Regions from separate parts of the Homo sapiens genome. Here region 2 is linked to region 1. The links are chromatin loops, found by intact Hi-C in ENCODE. Cell type or tissue: dorsolateral prefrontal cortex. All regions are shown on one strand. Each heading gives the region's core, and the rest is flanking DNA. Links, peaks and the distances in the headings are about the cores only. Region 1 has its middle 74 kb from the start of MIR4719. Region 2 has its middle 19 kb from the start of MIR4719.

Evidence for each region. Hi-C counts contacts between places; a loop is a spot of excess contacts. Peaks named below come from ENCODE experiments on the same cell type or tissue, not always from the same donor. Only the 100,000 strongest peaks of a DNase experiment are listed, where the experiment ranks them.
Region 2: a loop joins it to region 1, with 4 times the contacts of the local background. A loop is called at or near these places in 1 of 110 quality-filtered maps.

Annotation. Positions count from the first base shown.
Region 1 is chr16:76,939,883-76,945,272 of GRCh38, forward strand. No RefSeq gene overlaps it. Among named protein-coding and RNA genes, the nearest start is that of MIR4719, 74 kb to the left of the region's middle. In dorsolateral prefrontal cortex, for the core only: no CTCF peak of the experiment used is centred there; no DNase peak of the experiment used is centred there.
Region 2 is chr16:76,885,075-76,890,464 of GRCh38, forward strand. It overlaps the pseudogene LOC100128497. Among named protein-coding and RNA genes, the nearest start is that of MIR4719, 19 kb to the left of the region's middle. In dorsolateral prefrontal cortex, for the core only: no CTCF peak of the experiment used is centred there; no DNase peak of the experiment used is centred there; H3K27ac peaks cover 1,269 bases.

The DNA of each region.
Region 1 (5,390 bases), core at 337-5,336:
TGCAGATTAAGGCTTAAAGTTTCTTAATTTAAAGAAATGCGTCTTCTCAAAAAAATTAACACACAATTTCAGGGAAAAAAGAAGGTGGGGGCAAGAAGAGCAGCAAGGAGTACTAGGAAGCAAAGACAAAGTGGTGCATAACTGAGAGGCAGCTAGTCATCAGCCACACAGGGCATCTCTGTGCTGTCTGTACAGCAACTCCCTACCTCAGATCAACGTATCAGAGGACAGAGAGGACAATGTATTCTCCAGCTCTCTCTCATCTCCTGTCTTTCAATGGTCAAAGTTTGCCCCACTGGGAGTGAGTCCCTCCCCGTTTCCAACATGGGTCACTTGAGCCTTTCAGGTACCCACTGGTGAAGCCGTAGGGCACTCCTGTGGCATGGCACTCCATGCTGCCCAGAAATGGTGGGAAGAGTCACAGTCTCAGTGAGTCTATCAGGTGAAAACTTCCTGCTGGACCTTCTGTGTCTCCCATCCAGTGATAAAAAAAAAAGAGTCCTTTCCAGAAGCCAGCCCTCCTCTGGGGGAGAACAAAGTAGCTTGTGTTGCTATTAGACAATGTGTCTGTGGCCGTGGTTTGGAGGTTGCTATAAAAGCTGAGACTTTCCATGAATAAGTCAGTAGCCCATGACAGAGTGAGGCCAGGAGAAATGTGACCTATGCAAGTTTAACATGGGAAAAGAGATAAATGAAAGTCAACAAAATAAAGCATCTTGAAAAAAATTAAATTCCTGCAAAAGGAGAAATAGAAAGCTGTATATCCCAGAATTTATGTTATTGGAATAAGTAGCCACCTGCCCTCCCAACAGAATGAATAAAATAAAAATCATAATATTTAATAATGTTACCCCCTAAACCATTTGTCTTCAGCTGGTGTGAATATAGAGAAACAGTGAAAATTAGATTAATCTACCCCCTGAGATTGAGGATTTTAGTTAAGCTGACCAGACTAAGACAAAATAGAGAGAAAACATAAAACATATTTTATGTCTGAAAGTAGTTATTTTGAGAGAAAAGATCAATATTGTGTTTGATGTATAAATATATACCTACACACGACAAGGAAAAAGCATTAATTCAAGGAAAATCCGTACTAAATGTGATGCCACAATGTTTTTAGCTGTTACCATTTCACTGGGAAAAGAAATGCTAGTTTGAATAAGAAATACTAATTGCATGAGAAAATACCGATAACATTATTTTAATTAACATGTATTTGTGTTATTAGAACCTAGAAAATTTTGATTCAGAAATGATTATAAGGCATTTCTATGTGTCAATCTTTGGGTTATGAATGAGTCGGGTCCTAAGGGCACACATGGTCTTGGAAGATGGTAATAGTCAAAAGTGATCCTGAAGCATGCTAATATGAGAAAAAGCTCATGCATGTGGGATAGGCAAACATTTGGATATCAGGTTACTTTTCCCTCTGTGTTTCTATAATCCCCATGGCATGTAGCACAGCAATGAGTTCATTGTTCAGTAAAGTTTCAAATATGAAAGGATACTCCTGCAACCTGTCCTCCTCCCTGACTGACCAGATAGGACCTCTTTTCCTCTTGCCCCTCAGGGGTTGCCTTCTCCAAATGACATCATTTATTGTAAATGATATACATTTACAATACAAAATGTTTTACATTTATATGTAAAACACATCTGTCAGTACTGATGAAATAAATGAATGAATACATATTTCATTGATTGACCTAATATGTGACATGATACAATGGAAATCACAAAGGACTTGGAATTAAGAATTGTGGCTTATGGCCAGGCGCGGTGGCTCACACCTGTAAACCCACCACTTGGGGAGGCCGAGGCTGGCGGATCACAAAGTCAGGAGATCAAGACCATCCTGGCTAACACGGTAAAACACCGTCTCTACTAAAAAATACAAAAAATTAGCCAGGTGTGGTGGCAGGCGCCTGTAGTCCCAGCTATTCAGGAGGCTGAGGCAGGAGAATGGTGTGAACCCGGGAGGTGGAGCTTGCAGTGAGCCGAGATTGAGCCACTGCACTCCAGCCTGGGTGACAGAGCAAGACTCTGTCTCAATAAAAATTTAAAAAAATCAAAAAAAAAAAAAAGAATTTTGGCTTACAATACTAAGTAAGAGACTTTCAGCCATGTGATGTTGGGAAAGGAATTTTACCGCTGTAGTCATCAGTTTCCTCACTGAAACAAGGGAATTCTAATATCTGCTGTGTTAATACTAATATCTGCTCTATTGCTATAGGACCAATTGCTGCGACAGAAACCCAAAATAAGAGTAGCAGAGCAAGGCAAAAATTTATTTCCTCTATTCCTGAAACAAGAGCTTGAGAAACCCATGCCCCTGATATGGAAGCTCTAGTGTTAGGAACTCATTGTTCTGCCAGTGCCATAGCCAGTGACGTAGCCGAGTCTGTCTGGGGTAGGTGGCCCATCATCACATTCTGCTGGATCTGCTGGATCCACATTCCAGCTGACAGAAGGGAAAAAAGGGGAGTGAAACAAGGACTTCTATCTTTTATGGGCATACTCAGCATTGTGTTAGAGCTGGCTTGTACTGGCTCATGAGGGCCGGTTGTTCAATTTTCAGGAATTGTGTGAGCTGTTAAACACAACCTTTATTAAAAATTAAATAAATTTACAATTATATTAAAAAGGAGGGCAACAGGTACTCAAAACTCAGCGCTTCCTAATTATATATCTTACTGCTATTTTTGTATGGTTATTTACTTCTATTGTGAGTATATAGAAACACAATATAATGGCATACTACCGCACATCTCTTTGTGTCAGTGAAGAAATTTTATGTTGGTAGCTTCAGATCAGTTATGGTAGAAATCAGCAAACACTGTGATGTATTGTTCTGTTAATTTTTCAACCCAGAGCTGGCAAACCAGATACAACTTATTTTGGTTTAATACTTGAACAAATAATTATTTTATTTTTACATTTTAAAGCATTGCTACAAGGGGGAGTAGAGAGAGAAGAAAGGGAGGGAAAGAAAAAGTAAGAAGGAGAGAGGGAAGGAAGGAAGGAAGTCCAGCCGGCCTTCATAAGTAGCTGCAATGACTGAAATATTTACTACCAGGCTCTTTATAAGAAATGTTTTCTAACTCTTAATGGAGAAAATACGAGTAGTGCAAATTAAACTGAAAAGCTTGCTTGCTGGCCAGTCCCACCCTCAGCTTCTAGAAGCTGCCTCATTCTTTGTCCTGTTCCCCCTCTAGCTTCAAGCCAACAAGGGAGAATTTCCTTTGTGTTGAGTCCCTCCCTTGCTTTGACTCTCGCCAGGAAAAGCCCAATCTCTTTTAAGGTTTCACGGGAATAGGTCAGGCACATGGAGGACAATCTTTCTTAGAGTCAGCTGTACCAAATGACATAACCTAATCATGAAGTGATATCCTATCATATCTATAGATCCCCCTCGGAATTGAAAGGATGGTTTATGACAGAGTTGGATCACTGTGGGTCATCTTAGAATTCTTCCTGCTACAATGGGAATCGCAGTCTCTCCTACATCTTCCTCCTTCACAGTATCATTTTGAGAATTTGATGAGATCGTGGATAAATAAAAGCACTTCATTATAAGAGATGCTATACAGCCCAAAGTGTTACTGTGATTGAATTCTATTTCTCGAATTCATATATCTGAATTTTTGGTAACAGTTCTTTTCCAATTCCTTGTTTGGAATCTGGGTTGAAGGTATATTTTCAACCCTGTTTTGGTTTTGAACTTCTTCCAAGTAACCCTGAAGAGCTTATTGAGTTCACCCTTAGGATGGGGTCTGAGAGCATGAGTAATACAAGAATTACTTCATGTTCTCTCTAGCAAGTTCATTGTTTACTGAATGATTATTATTATTATTATTATTGGTATCCTGAATGCAAGACTTTCTTTCCTTCCTTCCTTCCCTTTCTTCTTCCCTTCACTTACCTTTCTTCTTTCCTTCCCTTCACTTTCCTTCTCTCCTTCCCTTCACTTTCCTTTCTTCCTTCTCCCCCTCTGCCTCTTCCTCCTCCTCTTCCTTTCTCTCTCTCCTCTTTCAATTTCACAAATACACTTAGAAAAGTGCACAAAAAGCAAAGCCATTTGGAGTTCAGCAATGAAAAATTAGCATGTACCTTTAAGCAGTTTTGCGGCATTTTGTCTTTGGCCAGAAGCCAAAAGATAATTACAGTTTTTAAAAGTCATCTCTGTAATGTGCATCTGTTGCCCATGGTGTCCATTCATAAGCTATTCATAAATTTTGTAAGGAGGAAATGAGGAGGCAAATATAACAAATTCTTGCTCCTCACTGAGCCAAGCCTTTCAATGAGATGCTTTCATGTGACCATGCACGCTAGAATCTCTGATGGTTCTTTCAATGAAAAGAGTTACAACAGTAGATTTTAGTTCCTTTTTAAATGAAAGCAGTATTTCAAGTATTGATGGTTAACAAGAACTTACTTCAGGTGCAGAAATGAAATACCCAACAAGCTGTATTTCTCACAAGGTCTGCAGAAACACTTGAAACCCATGTGCATATAGATAATATAGAAAGAAAACCTAGCATCTGCCATTTCATATGCCCAGGATGTCACCTCCGCCCTATCTTCTTAACAAGAATAATGCCCCTAGCTCTTAAGATAAAAAATACACTGGGGGAAAGAAATCTCAGCAATATATAAAAACATAGAAGTCTTGTACCCATGAAAGTTGTACATTCTTACTTCTCTACTTCAAGAGCCCTCATAGGATGTCACAGTGGCAAAAGACCGCAGGTACTCCCAGAATTCCCTGCTGCCTGAAATATAGTCAATATTTGACTGCCTGTTCACTGCAAACAATAGAGAAAAGTTATATAGGATAATTAAAGCCTCCAGGACAACAGAAAAGATTGAAATGATACAAACAAAAAAAAATAAAGGATCATTGCGTTCAGGAATTATAAACCTCTACACTTCCCACCAGCAGGCAGGCACCAACCTCTAAAACTCCTTTTCCTGATAGCAGTTGGACTGGGTAAGGAAATGGGGTCTTGTGTTTGACCCATTGTTGAATATGCAAGAAATGAGAAAAAAAGGAAGGAAGTAGGGGAGGGATGGCGAGAGGGAAGAAGAGAGGAAGGAAGGAAAAGTATCAAGTTATAGGACAATAATAATATCAAGTCAACATAAACTATACCCTGTCTCTACTAACATGTTTACTATCCCCACTGTATTAGATAGCCTTTTGTTTTGTTTTGTTTTTCTGAGACAAGTGCTGGAGTGCAGTGGTGTGATCTTGGCTCACTGCAACCTCTGCCTCCCAGACTCAAGCAATCCTCCTACTTGGCCTCCTGAGTAGCTGGGACTGTAGGTGGTGGACACCACCGCACCCAGATAATTTTTGTATTTTTTTTATAGAGATGGGGTTTTGC
Region 2 (5,390 bases), core at 210-5,209, 55 kb before region 1:
TATCTCGGTTTCAACTTATCTTGTCTCTAAAATAAGGTTGATGAAATGATCTTTAATATCCCTTTATGTTCTAAAAGTGACCTGATTATATTATTTGTCTAGACACTGCATGACCATTTAAAAAGCAGAATATGATGGGAAATATTTTGTTCTATAACTTAATTTAAATATACAAACACACAAACCAATAAAAATAATCTAGCAGAAGATAGAAGGATTTAAAACTAAGGGACGTTGGTTATTCCTTCTCTCAGATTTGTTAGATTTAGACTCTGAGGAGAAAACTGTTCTCCCTGTGTCTGTTTTTCCTGGTCTTAATTTTCTTAGCCCATCTGAAGGCTAAAAATGTAATTAAATTGTACAATCCTGACTTGCCAAAATTCCTAAATGAATTGGAAAATGGCTTATATTTGCATGGAACACCGCTGTATATTGTTATAATGCATTATGCATGTTTATTTGTACATAGATGTCTTAAATATTAGCTTTGAGTAAGTTTGCTTTCTCCATCAATTAATTATCACATATCATCTATTTCACAAAATTGTCCTAGTTTGCTAACACATGATGTTTATTTATCTAAGTATTAGTTTGAGGAATGGGGTATTTTCATAGTCTCAAAATGTTTATTAATTACAGAAAAGAGTAGCTATATTATGGAGATACCTGGTGGATACCACCTTAACTAGATGGTCAAAGTTAACATCACCAGTAATGAAGCAAATTGACATCATTCCCTGCTCATAGAATCCACTGAGAAAAAACACAGCATCACTGCTGTGGTGTTCCTGCCTAGAATGCATAACATGAATCCCATCATGAGGAAAACATCAAACACATTTAAATAACTGGCCTGTTAAACCTCCAAATTTCAAAGTCGTGAAAAAGAACAGCTGAGCAATTGTTGCAGATTTGAAAGATAATAGACATGCCAACTAAATGGAAAGCAAGAGCCTGAATTAGATGCTAGGCTGAGAACAAAAATAGTCATAGAGGACATTTTGTTGGAAACTGGTGAAATTTGATTATAGACTGAGAACTAAATTATATTACATCAACATTAAATTTCCTCCTTTAATAAATGTGTTTATTTAACAGCATATGTTTGAACTTAGGAAGCGCATACTGAAGTACTCACAGATAAAAGGGTGCCATAGCTGCAACTTGCTCTATAAATGGCCAAATGACTCGGAAAATAAAGCATGTGTGTGTGTGAAGAGAGAGATTGAAAGAGAAAGGAAGGGGAACAGGGAGAGAGAGAATAAGGCAGATGGAACTACTACTAAAATAGGCTCTATACATATGTATATATAGTGGTGCTTGGAACAGAGCCTAGCATGATGTAAGAGCCAAGAGTTGTCCTTTGTTACGTGTAAAATACATGACACCTGATAGGTTCTCCATGAATAATATAGTATTATAATGAATCCAATTGAAAACCGCTGCCTAATTTTTATTTTTTAACTTTGAAGCCTAAAAAATGCAGCTATGAAGATAGTACTGCATATTTCTACATTATTCCAGTGCATTAATTTAGCATCTATTAAACAGAACATAGGAGCTATAACATACAAGACTGAGTTTGTGCTTAAATAAAAGGTACAATAGGCAATAATTGTTTAGAATGCTTTGCGCTGCTTTTAAAGCTCTTTAAATGTACCCAACCACAGCATACTAATTTTAAATAATCAACTCCTATAGAGTAATTGGGGTATAGTCTTAACTCATTTAATAATACTTACTTAGCTAAGGGCTTCCACATCAAGCTAAGCACACAGATTTTTATGAAGCTATTTTGTAGATACTTGGGCATTTTCTTTTAATACCTCGATATAATTAGTTCAGAAGGCCCAGTAACAGTTTGAGATAATTGTGCATAAATTAATTGCTAAAGGGCACAATTAACTTTTTATTAACATTTGTGACAATAAACATTCAACTTGGTTTCTAATATTTCATAAATTCCATATTTTAATTGTTCCTATATTAAGTTTTATTACTTAATGTCCTTGAATATTTGCCTTGGGGACCAAAGCAAACACTCTCAATGTGGTTAATCCAAAGGAAAAACCTGCATTTGATTAGACACTGGGAGTTGGACAAGCACGGGCTTCAGTCTCCACTGCTGTCAGAGGCAAGGAAGAAGAGTTCCTTGATAGGAAACTTCCCGAGAGGACAAGCCTATAACGAAAGTAGTGTTGTCATAAAATGAGGTTGCTTATCTTTTTAAGGAACCCTGATTTTTCAATTATCAAAATCGAGCATCACCCTGGAATCACCTTACGATTTGACGTGTTCAATCCTGAATTAAACATCAAGGATGTGGTAGGTTGTTCACTCCTCAGGGCTCACAGGGTAGCCTATTCTTGACTTTAAGTAGACCCTCTCCTTACATGTTAAAAAAAAAATACCTAATTCCTCAAAGAGGAATCATCCAATCTTCCTGCCTTGGCAGCGTTAAATCTGGCTCTAAAATACTGGGAACCAAGCATCCTGCTATTTTTGGTAATTTTCAGTAAAACCTCTTCATATTACCCTCATTTCCATCTGATGCTTCAGAGCTTAAAGTCTCTTTTTAGCAGTCTCATTAAATATTTAGATACAAATTCCCTTAATAGGGAGGCATTTATATGATTAACTGATGTAGTAATTGACTATATTTTTGACACTTGGAACCACTCTTCCAGTGGCTTCTCTCCTAAGGTTACTTAAACTTTGTTACTCCAGGGGCACTGAGAGTTACACTGTTATTTTTTATTTTATTTTATTTATTTTTTTAATAGAGGGTCTCTGTTGCCTAGGCTGGAGGGCAGTTGCACAATCACAGCTCGCTGCAGCCTCGACTTCCCTGGCTCAAGCAATCTTCCCACTTCAATGTCCTGAGTAGCTGGGTCTACAGGTGCATGCTCATGCCCGGCTATTTTATTTTATTTTATTTTATTTTGTAGATACAGGGTTTCTTTGTATTGCTCAGGCTGGTCTCAAACTGATGAGCTCAAGTGACCCTCTGACCTCAGTCTCCCAAAGTGCAGAGATTACGGGCATGAGCCACTGTATCTGGCCTGGTAGAGACCTTAAATACAAAAGCTTTCTGGGCTTGTTCTCAGAGGCAGTGTAGAAGGATTCACCAGGAACCTGAGTCCTCCACACACAGCCTGAGATTCTAGGGGGCCTCATAGAGGAGGCTGCTCTGGAAGGAAAGGTGATGGAGGAGCTGGGTGCCTTAGGCTGGGAACAGGGGAAGATAAATGTGGGACCAGGCTAGGTGACTGAAACCCCTGGGAGTACATCAGTAGACACAGTGCAGGATCCACTGCCAGGGCCATCTGGGAAGATGCCCCCAAGGCACTAAATGCACTCTTCCTCAGGCCTGCTGGTTTCCTTACACATGTAAATGAAAAGAGCAAATTTGAAAAAGTAGATTTTATGAAAAAACCTCCATTATATATTTTTAACAGTAAAAGGCAAATTGCAAAGCTTTATATATATTTCATAGTTTATGTACATATGTGTGGGGAGTTTTAAATGCAGGACAAATCTCAGTTCTCAGGGGAGGCATTGGGGTTGGGAGGAGATGATAAAATAGAACTTTTTATGTTTACACTTTTTAATTTTATTGATTTTTATTTATTGCATTCTTCTAAACCATTTCAATACAAATCAAAATGTGAGAACCACATGTGATTCTAAATTTTTAGTAGTTGCCTTTTAAAAAACAGGTGAAATTTAACTTAAATGTATGTTTAACTTACATCAAAATTATCTGTGTAATCAATATAAAATGATTAACTCCATTGTATAGTTTATAGTCAATCACTGTGGACCAGCCACATTTCAAGTGCTCAGTAGTGACATGTGACTACTGGCTACCAGATTGGACAATGTACGTTTATAGCATTTAATTCATTATAAGTATTTATTTTCACAATACAACTAATTTTAATAATAAAAATGTATACTGAACAAACTAACACAGGAACAGAAAACCAAACACTGCCGGTTCTCACTCATAAGTGGGAGCTGAACAATGAGAACACATAGACACAGAGAGGGGAACATCACACACCCAGGGACTGTCGGGGGTTGGGGGGGTGGGCCAGGGGAGGCAGAGCATGAGGACAAATGCCTAATGGATGCAGAGCTTAAAACACAGATGACGGGTTGACAGGTGCAGCAAACCACCATGGCATATGTATACCCATGTAACAAACCTGCACATTCAGCACATGTATCTCAGAACTTAAAGCAAAATAAATATATATGTATACTGAAAATGGCTACGTACAAATGTCTCAACCATCCCATTTCTTTGTATTGATAAGAATATAGCTAAATACCCTAACTATGCCATTTGTTTGTATTGATAAGAATATAGCTGAAGCAGATCACTTTCTCATTAAGTTGTCTCATTAGGCTAATCGAAGCAGGTAGCTTTCTCCTCAAGGCCTAAACCACCTTGATACCAAATAACAGCACCACTTTTAATCTCTTTCCACTTAAGTAAGTGCCTCATCCAATAACTGCACACGATACTCATTAATATTGATAAATATTGAAGAAGGAAATAAATCATAATACCTGTGCTTTGTAAATAGCATGGAACAGTGGGGGGAAAAATGCTCCTATCTCTGGGAAGCATGAGACAAATTGCAGAGTCATTATCAAGCACAGCCCTAGGGGCCTGGGGGAGAAAATCTGCTGGTCCCAGTCTGAGACTGAAAATTTAACATGCGCAGAACCTGGCCAGAAAGTCAAAAAAGTTGACATGACCAAATCATGAGTAACTTGGTTTCTCTCTTCCTGGAGAGACAGTTAATCTCAGTGTTGATAAAAAGGAACTCCTTAGTGTCCTGTAGCCAAAGTTAAACAAGAGAAAATATTACATTCACTTTTGGTGAATGTAGCCACCAGCAGAAAAAGTCACTAAAACTAGGAAACTTGCTTCCATTGAGACTGTTTTTCCAGGTACCCAGAGCTGTCTAGATAGGTTGTTTTGTAATGAACGGCCACTTTCTTCCTAAGAAATACCTTCTTCCATAACAGCTGTGCAAAGCTAAGGAAACAAAGTGGAGATTCATTTCTCAAGTCATCTGTAAGAAGCTGTTTAATTTTATTCACTTGGTTCCAAACTCAAAGCCCTATAGTTATTCTAAAGATCTTATGGGAAAAGAGAATTTCAGTCCTCCATGGGGCCCCCTCCATGGTAAGGGGATCATGGCTGTGGCACTACCTTCCCAGTGAAGCCCATTTGGTTCATATAGCAGGATGGTAGGTGACCCCTTAGAATCACTGTACATAATGACACCCATCTCATAAAACATCAGTGCATGCTCAGGAGACATTCCTGGAAAAAAATTTAAAAAAAAATTTAATGCACACTCTCATACTCA